Regions from separate parts of the Mus musculus genome. Here region 2 is linked to region 1. Evidence: chromatin loops called from intact Hi-C (ENCODE). Cell type or tissue: heart. All regions are shown on one strand. Each heading gives the region's core, and the rest is flanking DNA. Links, peaks and the distances in the headings are about the cores only. Region 1 overlaps Gm38631 (a long non-coding RNA gene). Region 2 overlaps Gm29536 (predicted gene 29536).

Evidence for each region. A loop is a pair of places that touch in the nucleus more often than their neighbours do. Peaks named below come from ENCODE experiments on the same cell type or tissue, not always from the same donor. Only the 100,000 strongest peaks of a DNase experiment are listed, where the experiment ranks them.
Region 2: a loop joins it to region 1, with 2.9 times the contacts of the local background. A loop is called at or near these places in 2 of 42 quality-filtered maps.

What each region holds. Positions count from the first base shown.
Region 1 is chr1:78,721,334-78,726,713 of GRCm38, forward strand. Gm38631 (a long non-coding RNA gene) reads left to right here. Exons shown (of 4, transcript XR_865568.1): 2 at 156-675. It overlaps Gm33693 (a long non-coding RNA gene), which reads right to left. Exons shown (of 5, transcript XR_865566.2): 5 at 5,326-5,380. Among named protein-coding and RNA genes, the nearest start is that of Gm38631, 4.0 kb to the left of the region's middle. In heart, for the core only: CTCF peaks have their summits at 3,315 (motif pointing right) and 4,694; DNase peaks (open chromatin) are centred at 3,298 and 4,698; H3K27ac peaks cover 324 bases.
Region 2 is chr1:78,886,474-78,891,853 of GRCm38, forward strand. The region is part of intron 3 of Gm29536 (predicted gene 29536); the gene reads right to left. Among named protein-coding and RNA genes, the nearest start is that of Kcne4, 72 kb to the left of the region's middle. In heart, for the core only: no CTCF peak of the experiment used is centred there; a DNase peak (open chromatin) is centred at 2,968.

The DNA.
Region 1 (5,380 bases), core at 293-5,292:
AGTGGGGGGGGGTGCTTATTCCAGCATAGAGGTTACATTTCATCATTGAGGGACGCCAAGGTAGGAATGGAGTTTGAGGCAGGGACTTGAAGCAGAGTCCCTAGGCTCATGTCCATCTGCCTTTCTTCCACATGTATGTATGGCCATATGCACAGAGGCGCTGCTATCCACAGTGGGACGTGCCCTCCTAAGCTAATTAGCAACCAAGAAAATGCCTCACGGACTTGCCTGTCTTCCAATCGGATGGAGACAATTGAAGTTTCCTCTTCCCAAGTGTGCCAAGCGGACAGCAAAGACTACCCATCACAAAGCATGACTGTGTGTAGCTTTCTGCTGTTCTGTCCTTCCTACTCCCTCTCTCTGCCTGCGTGTTTGTCTATAAACTCTTTATCCATTCTCTCTCCATCTTTCACCTGTCTGCCCCCTTCTGTTTTGCTGCTATTCTCTATTCTCTCAGTTTCCCTGTTGGAGCAATACAGCACTCTGACCAAAGTAACTTAAGGACAAAATCTCTTTCATCTCACAGGCTCATATAGCCCACCATGGTGTGGATGCCCTGGCAGCAGGAGATTGAAGCAGTTGGTTGTATGAAGAGTTACAAGGAGTCATGCTCAATGGAGTCTCTCCAGTTTCTACAATCAGGATTGCCAGCCCAGAGAATGGTGCCACCCACAGGTAAGATGGGCCATCCTATCCCATATCAGTGAACATAAGACAATCCTCCACAGGTATGCCTATAGGCCAACTTCCAGGTGAGTTAAGACAATATCAAGTTGATAATTAACACCAATCTTCATACCAGTTTATCTATTTGATCTATGGGTTTGCTTTTTATTGTGGTAATACTGCCTTTCTTCTTCTTCTTCTTCTTCTTCTTCTTCTTCTTCTTCTTCTTCTTCTTCTTCTTCTTCTTCTTCTTCTTCTTCTTCTTCTTCTTCTTCTTCTTCTTTTTTCTTCTTCTTCTTCTTCTTTTTCTTCTTCTTCCTCCTCCTCCTCTTCCTCCTCCTCCTTTCCTTCCTCCTCTTCCTCCTCTTTCTCCTTCTCCTCCTCTTCCTCCCCCCCCCCCCCTCCAAGACATGGTTTCTCTGTGTAGCCCTGGCTGTCCTGGAACTTGCTCTGTACACCAGGCTAATCTCAAAGACAGAGATTCACCTCCTGCCTCTACCTCCTGAGTGCTGGGATTAAAACCACACACAATCACTGCCCAGATAACCATCATACACACCACATTGTGTATATTCAGTCCCTTGGTGATAGGCGTTGGAGTGTCTGTACCTTTGACAGTGTAGATGCCTGCTTGAGTTCCTGCCTTCACTTTGAGGCAAGCACCCAGAAGCAGGATTTGGGGTCACATGGGAATTCTGTGCTGAGTTTTCTGAGGAGTTGCAGAACTGCTTATCACAGCTCACCATATCATTTCACAGGGCGGGACATGGCACCCAGGGAGGCTGAACCCAAGGTTGGATAGCTGGGTGCTGAAGAGAGCTGGGTTGTGCTTCCCCCAGTTTTCCATTACAGTGGACTTTCCTCCTTCTCCTTCTGATGGTGATTTGGATATTCCCTCTTGAAGATGAAATCTTTTTATTTAAATTTTTTTATTATGTATTTTCCTCATTTACATTTCCAATGCTATCCCAAAAGTCCCCCATACCCCCCCCCCCCCATCCCCTACCCACCCACTCCCACTTCTTGGCCCTGGCATTCCCCTGTACTGGGGCATATAAAGTTTGCAAGTACAATGGGCCTCTCTTTCCACTGATGGCTGGCTAGGCCATCTTCTGATACATATGCAGCTAGAGACATGAGCTCTGGGGGGTACTGGTTAGTTCATAATGTTGTTCCACCTATAGGGTTGCAGTTCCCTTTAGCTCCTTGGGTACTTTCTCTAGCTCCTCCATTGGGGGCCCTGTGATCCATTCAATAGCTGACTGTGAGCATCCACTTCTGTGTTTGCTAGGCCCCGGCATAGTCTCACAAGAGACAGATATATCAGGGTCCTTTCAGCAAAATCTTGCTAGTGTATGCAATGGTGTCTGCGTTTGGAGGCTGATTATGGGATGGATCCCCGGATATGGTAGTCTCTAGATGGTCCATCCTTTTGTCTCAGCTCCAAACTTTGTCTCTGTAACTCCTTCCATGGGTGTTTTGTTCCCAATTCTAAGAAGGGGCAAAGTGCCCACACTTTGGTCTTCGTTCTTCTTGAGTTTCTTGTGCTTTGTATCTTGTATCTTGGGTATTCTAAGTTTCTGGGCTAATATCCACTTATCAGTGAGTACATATCATGTGAGTTCTTCTGTGATTGGGTTACCTCACTCAGGATGATGCCCTCCAGGTCCATCCATTTGCCTAGGAATTTCATAAATTCATTCTTTTTAATAGCTGAGTAGTACTCCATTGTGTAAATGTACCACATTTTCTGTATCCATGAAGACGAAATCTTAACACTCTATGCTCTACTTCATTTCTTCTATAGATACTGCAAAAGCAGGCAGTTTCCAAAATCTTGACTAACACGATTCCTTCCCATAAGTAAGACATGGGGGTCATTTCAAGAGGTTTGTCTCATGACAACACGCCACATCATTTGGTCTTCAGCCTTTTCCCAGCCTCTTTTGATGGCTGTTGTCAAGACAGGCTAAGCTGAGGTGGCTCAGCTACGTCCTGGATCCTTTCCCCTCAGTACTCTGTGTTGTCACATACAGCTAGCTAGGCGGAGCCAAAGGTATTTCGTATGCCTGTGAAGTTGAATTTAGACGCCTCTCCCGCCTCACCTGCCGCCCTGTGTCACAGACCTGACCCTTCAATCTGCTTCAACATCTTGCCTTCTAAAGGAACCGCCTTTCACCTCTGCCCTCTAAACAAGGACCCGCTGCTGGTCTTGATACAGAATGACTGAAACAACTCTCTCCTAAGAGTTTATACCTAGCACCTGGCTTCTGATTTTGGAATGAAAGATATATGTTAGGACGTCCCAAGCTGGCGCATCAGGCTTGATTTTGGAGGGCCGCCAGCCTCCCCCACATTGCTCCTGGAGTCTTGCCCCACGCCCCCCGCAGGGTTTCCGAATTTAGGGGTAGCTGGGAGGATGGAGTCCTGCTTGTTGGGCCAGGAGGAAATTCATTTTCCATGTGAGTGAAAATCAGTAACTTAAAACAGTTCTAGCCAAGGGACGTTTGGAAACCGAGGCCTGGCCAGAGGATGAGGTGGGGTGCTTTTTGGGGTTGGGGAAGAGACTTCAATAAGCAGGTATTTCTCAAGCGCATGCGTGAAAGCAGGAAATCTTCTTCGTAGTTGTAATTCCATAGGTGTCCACTGGATGGCGGAGGAACCCCGCTCATGGCGTCTCAGCGCAGCACAGCCTCGGGTCTGGAAGAAGCTGGATTGGTTTGATGAAGCCTTTACAGTCTTCACAAGATAGCTGGCGTTTAGAGCATTCTGCATGAATATACAATGAAAAGTCGAAGTCCTAACAAACTAAATGAAATGTGTAGGAAACCCCAAGGACTCTTTCTGGCTTGTACAAGAGATCAGTGACAGATAGGGTGTTGAAAACGGGGTGTGCGTGTTAACTCCTGTACAAAGGCAGTTTTCAGGTCTAACTCGTGGTTTAATTGTTCATCACACTGGACGTTTTCTATGATGTGCACTAAGCTGTGTGTAGTGACAACGGTAATAAAATCATCCCCTGTCTTTGAAGAGCTTGCATCCATCCTACAGGGACTCTGATCACAGCTTAGATAAGATAAATAACCTGTGTGTCAGATGGCAACAAATATCATGGGGGCATCAGGTGGGAGTGGAGGGATGTTCCTTTCAATCCATGGTCCCAGAAGACCTCCTGGGAAAGATGACATTTCATTAAGACCTGACGGTTTGATGAGCAAGCCCTGAAAACCTTAGGGGAGAGACTTCCTGTGAGGGTACAGTAATGTAGCAACCCTGAGAAGGGACCAAGGAGGCCAGGCTGGCTGCCGGGCAGAGTGGGGCTAGAGAGCAGGATATGAGTCAGAGAGAGGCTGGGGCGAAAAGGAGGATTTTTCAAAATGATTTTTTTCTTAGTATATATTAATTGTACATTATGACAGGTTTCACCATGCCAGTCTCTACTTATACATAATATTTTTGTCTATATTTACAGTTCCCTTCAACTCCTGATAATAATAATTTTCATCTTCTTAATTACTTCCTGCTTTTACTTTCATACTTACATTGACTTAATTTCAGGTGTTTGCAGTTATTTATTACAGTGTCTGCCCCACTGAAGAATGCATTTTTTTTTTTTTTTTTGAGAGAAGCAGGACTTTAAAGCAGAAGGATGAAATCAAACCTTGTAGGAGAGAGGGTTATGGCCAGCACCCTACCAAAACAGCCCTCAGCCATGTTAGCACTCTACCAAAACAGTAACGAGCCAGCACCCAGCCAGGCCAGCACACAGCCAGACTAGCACCCAGCCAGACCAGCACCCAGCCAGTCCAGCATACAGCCAGACCAGCACCCATCCAGGTTAGCACACACTCAGACTAGCACCCAGCCAAGGCCAACACCCAGCCAGGCCAGCACCCAGCCAGACTAGCACTCAGTCAGGCTTTCTTAGCCTTTTTGCAGCCCATGCTTGGGATTGTTTGCTGTTCAGGGGACAAAAGGCATACCAGCTTCCTGCCTGGCCTCCTTCCATCCACTAGGTGCTAGTGGCACTGCTGAGCTGGGCTTTGAAGGTTGGTACAATATTGATGGGAAATAGCGAGAGTTGGGGAGAATCAGCCGGGAAACGAGCTGGCATTTGACAGATGCCTCTGTGTGGAGACCAATGTCCCTTTTTGGCATCACGGAAACCGTTTTTATCATTTCCTTTGGCCTAGGTGCAGTTTCCATGACTTTTGCCTTACAGCAGATGGAGGGTTGGAGCCGGAGACTAAGCTATTTTTTTTTTTTTTTATTTTTTAGGGAGTTTTAAGCAGGACAATACGTGTTATACAACTTAAAAAAAAAAAAAAGAAAACAAGATTAGAAAAGAAAAACTTCTCCCTTGCCCCCCTCACCTCTCCCACCTACTGGCCCCTGGCATCTTCCCAAGATGAGAAATGAGAAACTTGTATTTCTCCTGGCTTCCAGATGAGAGACCAGATTATTTTTCTACCACTGGAATATAAAATTAATTTATTGCCTCGGTTAAATTTGATTAAAAAAAAAAACCTCAGCTTCTCTTACACACACACACACACACACACACACACACACACACACACACGCAGACACACATACACACACACGATTGTGATTTTTTTTTAAAAACAGCTACTCCACAGACCTAGCATCAGGTTTCAGGGAGCATTCACTGTAGTGTTTATTTGCAGTAATTCTTTTCCTGGATACTTCCCAG
Region 2 (5,380 bases), core at 186-5,185, 170 kb after region 1:
AATTTTATTGGATATTTTCTTTATTTACATTTCACATGTTATCCCCTTTTCAGGTCTCCCCTTTGGAAACCCCCTATCTCATTCTCCCTCCATTTGTACTCTTTGGTTGGTGGTCCAGTCCCTGGGAGCACTGGGGGGGGGGTCTGGCTGGCTGCCCTCCTCAGCTCCTTTAGACCCTTCTCCAACTCCTCCATCGAGGACCCTGCACTGAGTGCAATGGTTGGCTATGAGCTTCTGCCTCTATATTTGTCAGGCTCTGGCACAGCCTCTCAGGAGACAGCCATATCAGGCTCCTGTCAGCAAGTACTTCCCAGCATCCACAATAGCATCTGGGTTTGATGACTGTATATGGGATGGATCTCCAGGTGGGGCTGTCTCTGGATGGCCTTTCTTTTAGTCTCTACTCTACACTTTGTCTCCATATTTCTTCCTGTGAGTATTTTGTTCCCCCTTCTAACAAGCATGGAAGCATCCACATTTTGGTCTTCCTTCTTGAGCTTCATAGGGTCTGTGAATTGTATCTTGGGTATTCCAAATTTTTGGGCTAATATCCACTTATCAGTGAATGCATATCATGCATGTTCTTTTGTGACTGGGTTATCTCAGGATGATATTTTCAAGTTCCATCCATTTGTCTGTGCATTTCATGAAGTCATTATTTTTAATAGCTGTGTAGTATTCCATTGTGTAAATGTACTACATTTTCTGTATCCATTCCTCTGTTGAGGGACATCTGTGTTGTTTCCAGCTTCTGGCTATTATAAATATGGCTGCTATGAACATAGTAGAACATGCATCCTTATTACATGTTGGAAAACCTTCTGGGTATATGCTCAGGAGTGGTATAGCTGGATTTTTGACAGGTTAAATTTGACAAGACATGTCACATACTATGTAGCAAGTTAAAAATCCCAAGCCTCAATCAACAAAAGGTTCTTGAAAATTCTGACAATAAATGGCATGATTTCATGGGGGCTATTGGAAGGAAACAATAAGCAGTTGAGAATTTTAGAAATGGTTGAAATGCTAGGACAGATTAGTGGAAGTTTCAATAGGAAGCCCCATAGATATCAGTTTCTTCCCTTATTACTCATCTGGCTCTCATAGCTAAGCTCTTCAGTTAGAATTGCTAGTGTCTGAGCTGTTTCCATCTCTATGGAGTGGGGTACAGATACTGTCATTTTAGAATCAGAGGTTAGAGAAATATTCTTTTTATCCTTCTCTTTGTCTATTTGCCCTCCTTCAACTCCCCAAACAAACAACCAACCAAAAAGAAACAAGCAACAAAAGTACTAAGAGAAAACAATACCAACTTTTACCAAGAGAGAAAAACAAACAAACTGAAACGATATCAGTGGTAAGTCTTGGAAAGTTTAATCTGAGTAAAGATATGTTTCTGTTTCTAGTGCTACACTTAAGTACAGGAAGGTGGATGTTGCACCCACTTGGGTCTTCCTTCTTTACCTGACCATCTTCTCCAATTTAGCTAGTCACAAATACTTATTTCCTTACAGGTATTTTTATTTGCATTTATTTTTTATTAGATACTTTCTTTATTTACATTTCAAATGCTATCCCCTTTACTAGTTTCCCCTCTGAGAAAATCCCCTATCTCTTCCTCGCTCCCCCTGCTCACCAACACACCCACTCCTGCTTCCTGGCCCTGGCATTCCCCCATGCTGGGGCATAGAACCTTCATAGGACCAAGGGCCTCTCTTCCCATTGAGGACTGACTAGGCCACCCTCAGCTACATATGCAGCTGGAGCCATGAGTCTCTGTGTGTTTTCTTTGGTGGTTTAGTCCCAGGGAGCTCTGGGGGGTACTGGTTAGTTCATATTGTTCTTCATATATATATATATATCAAGAAGTTGGACTCCAGAAAACCAAATAACCCTATTAAGAAATTGGAAACAGAGCTAAACAAAGAATTCTCAACTGAGGAATCCCGAAGGGCTGAGAAGCTCCTTACCGGTATTGAGTTTAACTGTATGTTGGGGAGAGTGGTGGCTAAGACCGATGCAACTTCTGACTCAAGGGACATGAATTCCAGGAAAATAACATAGAAGTTCATGTGATGTGGCCAGAGAGAGAGAGAGAGAGAGAGAGAGAGAGAGAGAGAGAGAGAGGAGAGAGGAGAGAGAGAGAGAGAGAGAGAGAGAGAGAGAAGAGAGAGAAGAGAGAGGAGAGGAGAGAGAGAGAAGAGAGAGAGAGAGAGGAGAGGAGAGGAGAGGGAGAGAGAGAGGAGAGGAGAGAGAGAGAGACAAGAGAAGGTAGAAGAGGGAAAATATGGGATGGGATTGATGTAAATACATATTTATATACGCCATTTTCAGAAGCATAATCAAAATAATTGTAAAAGTAGAATCTTTTGAGTCTACATCTTCAAGGTACCCTGGATTTGGAGTGTGTATTGAGTTTATTGTGTGTCTTCCCCTTGGTACCTTGGTTACTCTTGCAAGTAAAACCATTTTCTAAAATATTCACCTTAGCTTTCTTCTCTGCATTTTGACTTTTGAACAGGCCTGTTTGGGTTTCTTAACAAGGTAATGAGAGCTGCCAAAACTTTTGCTTTTGAAATTTAATGAGATCCTGCAATGGTGGTGAGCTTAGCAGGCTGGTGAGTCACATTTAAAACATGGAGATAGTTCTACTTCCTTCCTAGAGCTTCCTGTGAAAGTTGGGATCCCTGTGTGAACTTACTTTTATAGGTCTGCACAGTGTCAGAGGAAAGAGGCCCAAAGGGAGACAAAATTTGTAGAAGGAAAAACACCATGGAGATTTAAAAAAAAAAAAAAGACAGAGAAAGAAAACAAGGCTTAAGACACTTGAAATGAAGGAACGGGTCACAGCGTCCAGAAGAGTCCTGGCTGAAGACCAGAACACACTCGGGGTTAGCACAGCCCAAAATACATAGAAACAGAGTTGGGGTTTGAGAAATGGCTCATGGGAGAATTGATGGCTGTGAAAAGCCCCCCTTTGATTTCAGATAGGAACGGGAGTTAAAATAGCCCGTTAATCGTCCAGGGAATTCCCATCCTCAAGGGTTTTAACTCACTGAGGACGGATCACAGCCACAGAGAACCTGCTTCGCACCAGGCCCTGTGCTCATAGAAAGAGAGGGAAGAGTTGCTGACCTAGGGAACGTGGACTTCATTGCAGAAATGGGTATCCTAACAGGGAATTCTCCTCCACAGTGAGATGAGGAAGCCTGACACACAAGACTTTGGGGGTGGTCTAGAGCATGCCACATAGAGAGAGGCATTCACTGGGACTTATGGAACACCGTGCCATTTTTCCAAAGGACAGATTTGTCATGGCTTCATATCAATAGCTTCCTATTTTTACTATGAAATCCTTTAAGAGAGAAAGATGGGTCAGGGGCTTCATGTTTCTGCTGCTTTTGCAGAAGCCCAGAGTTTGCTTACCAGCACACACATCAGGTAGCTCACCACTGCCTGTAACTTCATGGTGTCCAACCTCATCAGACACCCAGATACACATGCACACACACACATAAGTAAAATATAAATGAGAAAGAAAGTATTTTTAAAAATTAGAATGAAGATTCCCACAAAACAACACAAGTATTATTGAAACGTTCAACACTGAATAGTCAAAACCGTTGTCATGCCCTGATTCCACCCTTGACAAAAAGCAGTGGTCAAGCCTTTGGACATTGCACATGATTCATTCAGACAACACATATTGGATTCCCCGAGCACTGCATTTTCCCCAGATGATCGTTAATTCTTGTAATGATTACATTTTTCAGTATCTTCTTATGCTGGTTGTCCCTCCCCTTTCTCCCTCTCTCTCCCTTCCTTCCTTCCTTCCTTCCTTCCTTCCTTCCTTCCTTCCTTCCTTCTTGTCAACTTGACAGAAGCCGGGGCCATCTGGAAAGAACTTCTATTGCAAAACTGCCTCCATCCGTTTACCTCTAGGCAAGACTGTGGGGACATTTTCTTGATTAATGATTCTTGTGGGAGGGTCTAGGCCACCCCTGAACTGGTAGATGGGCATGGGGCAATAGGAGGCAGAGAAAGAGACAGGTTGGGGATGGGAGATATGGTATATAAGAAAGCAAGCTGACAAGCCCTGAGGAGCAAACAATAAGAATTCCTCTATGGCCTCTGCTTCAATTCCTGCCTCCAGGTTCCTGCCTAGCTCCTGCAGTGACTTCTGTTTCTGACCGGCAATTAATTGTAAGTTGAAACAAACCCTTTCTTCCACAAGTTTCCTTGGTCACGGTGTTTGTCACAGTAATAAACAAAGACAGCTTTGTAATGGTCTTGTCATAATTCTTTCCAGCTGACAAGTAGTTAAGATTACTCTTGTTAGGGGACGCATGCTTTGGTTTTCCTATTTGTTTGTTTTGATAGAGTCTCACACAGCTGAAGCTGGTCTCAAACTCTTTCTGTGGGTAAGGCTGGCCTTGAACTCCCAGTCCTCTTGCTACCATTGTCTAAGTGCTGAGATTCTAGGCATGCACAATCACAACCAGCTGTTATGAACTGTGGATTTCTTCTCTCCACAGTTGGTAGTCACACCAGGTTCTCAGCATTCCCATAGGGCTATTTCGGGGTAGCTTATGAATCAATGTTGGGTGTGTTAACTCTTTATCAGGTGCCATTATTCATTCCCCAAGAGGATGGCACTTGCATCAATTACAAAATGTGTTGTTGATAACTTGGGTCTCATTCTATTCTCAGGAACTCAAAGTGGCGGAGGGACTCTTCCTTAGGTCAAAGATGGCATGAACTATGCTCTTTTCCTGGCTGGAGTAATTTTCCTTTATGAAAATTGGTTAGCCGTACACAATAGTTTTGGGAATAAGGGTCTTTCGATTTTCTGAAAGTGTCTCTGTTCTGAGAAATACTCAAAAATGATTGAATTTCTTGACTATCCTCTTTCACAACACTTTAAACAACTTAAGAATTTGGGGATTTTCTTTACTGTGTTCTTATTATAGAAGAGTTCCTATTCATAGTCCTCCATCCTTTTACTTAAGCCAAAATAAAAGACAGGGAAGGAAAAGAGAGCCTCCCACACTGCAGATAGAGTGTGCTGCATGGTGATTTATCAGCCGTGCAGGCTCTTGTTCATTTTGCATTACACCATGTTAGACGGACTATAGCTGCAACCCCATTAGAATTCTTGTCAACCGCACTCCAATATACAGTAGTAATAAAAAGCTAGTAACTTGCTATTCTCACACAGCTTCAAAAGGATTCTCACTGTCTACCAGAGCACCTGACATCTGTGTGCCCATCCAGGGCTGTAGAAATGCTAGGATACATGTGTGCAAGGCAGTGGTGGCCTTGCACATGACTGAAAATCAGTCCAAATGTTGAATAAGAAATAAACAGGCTGTCTTAGTAC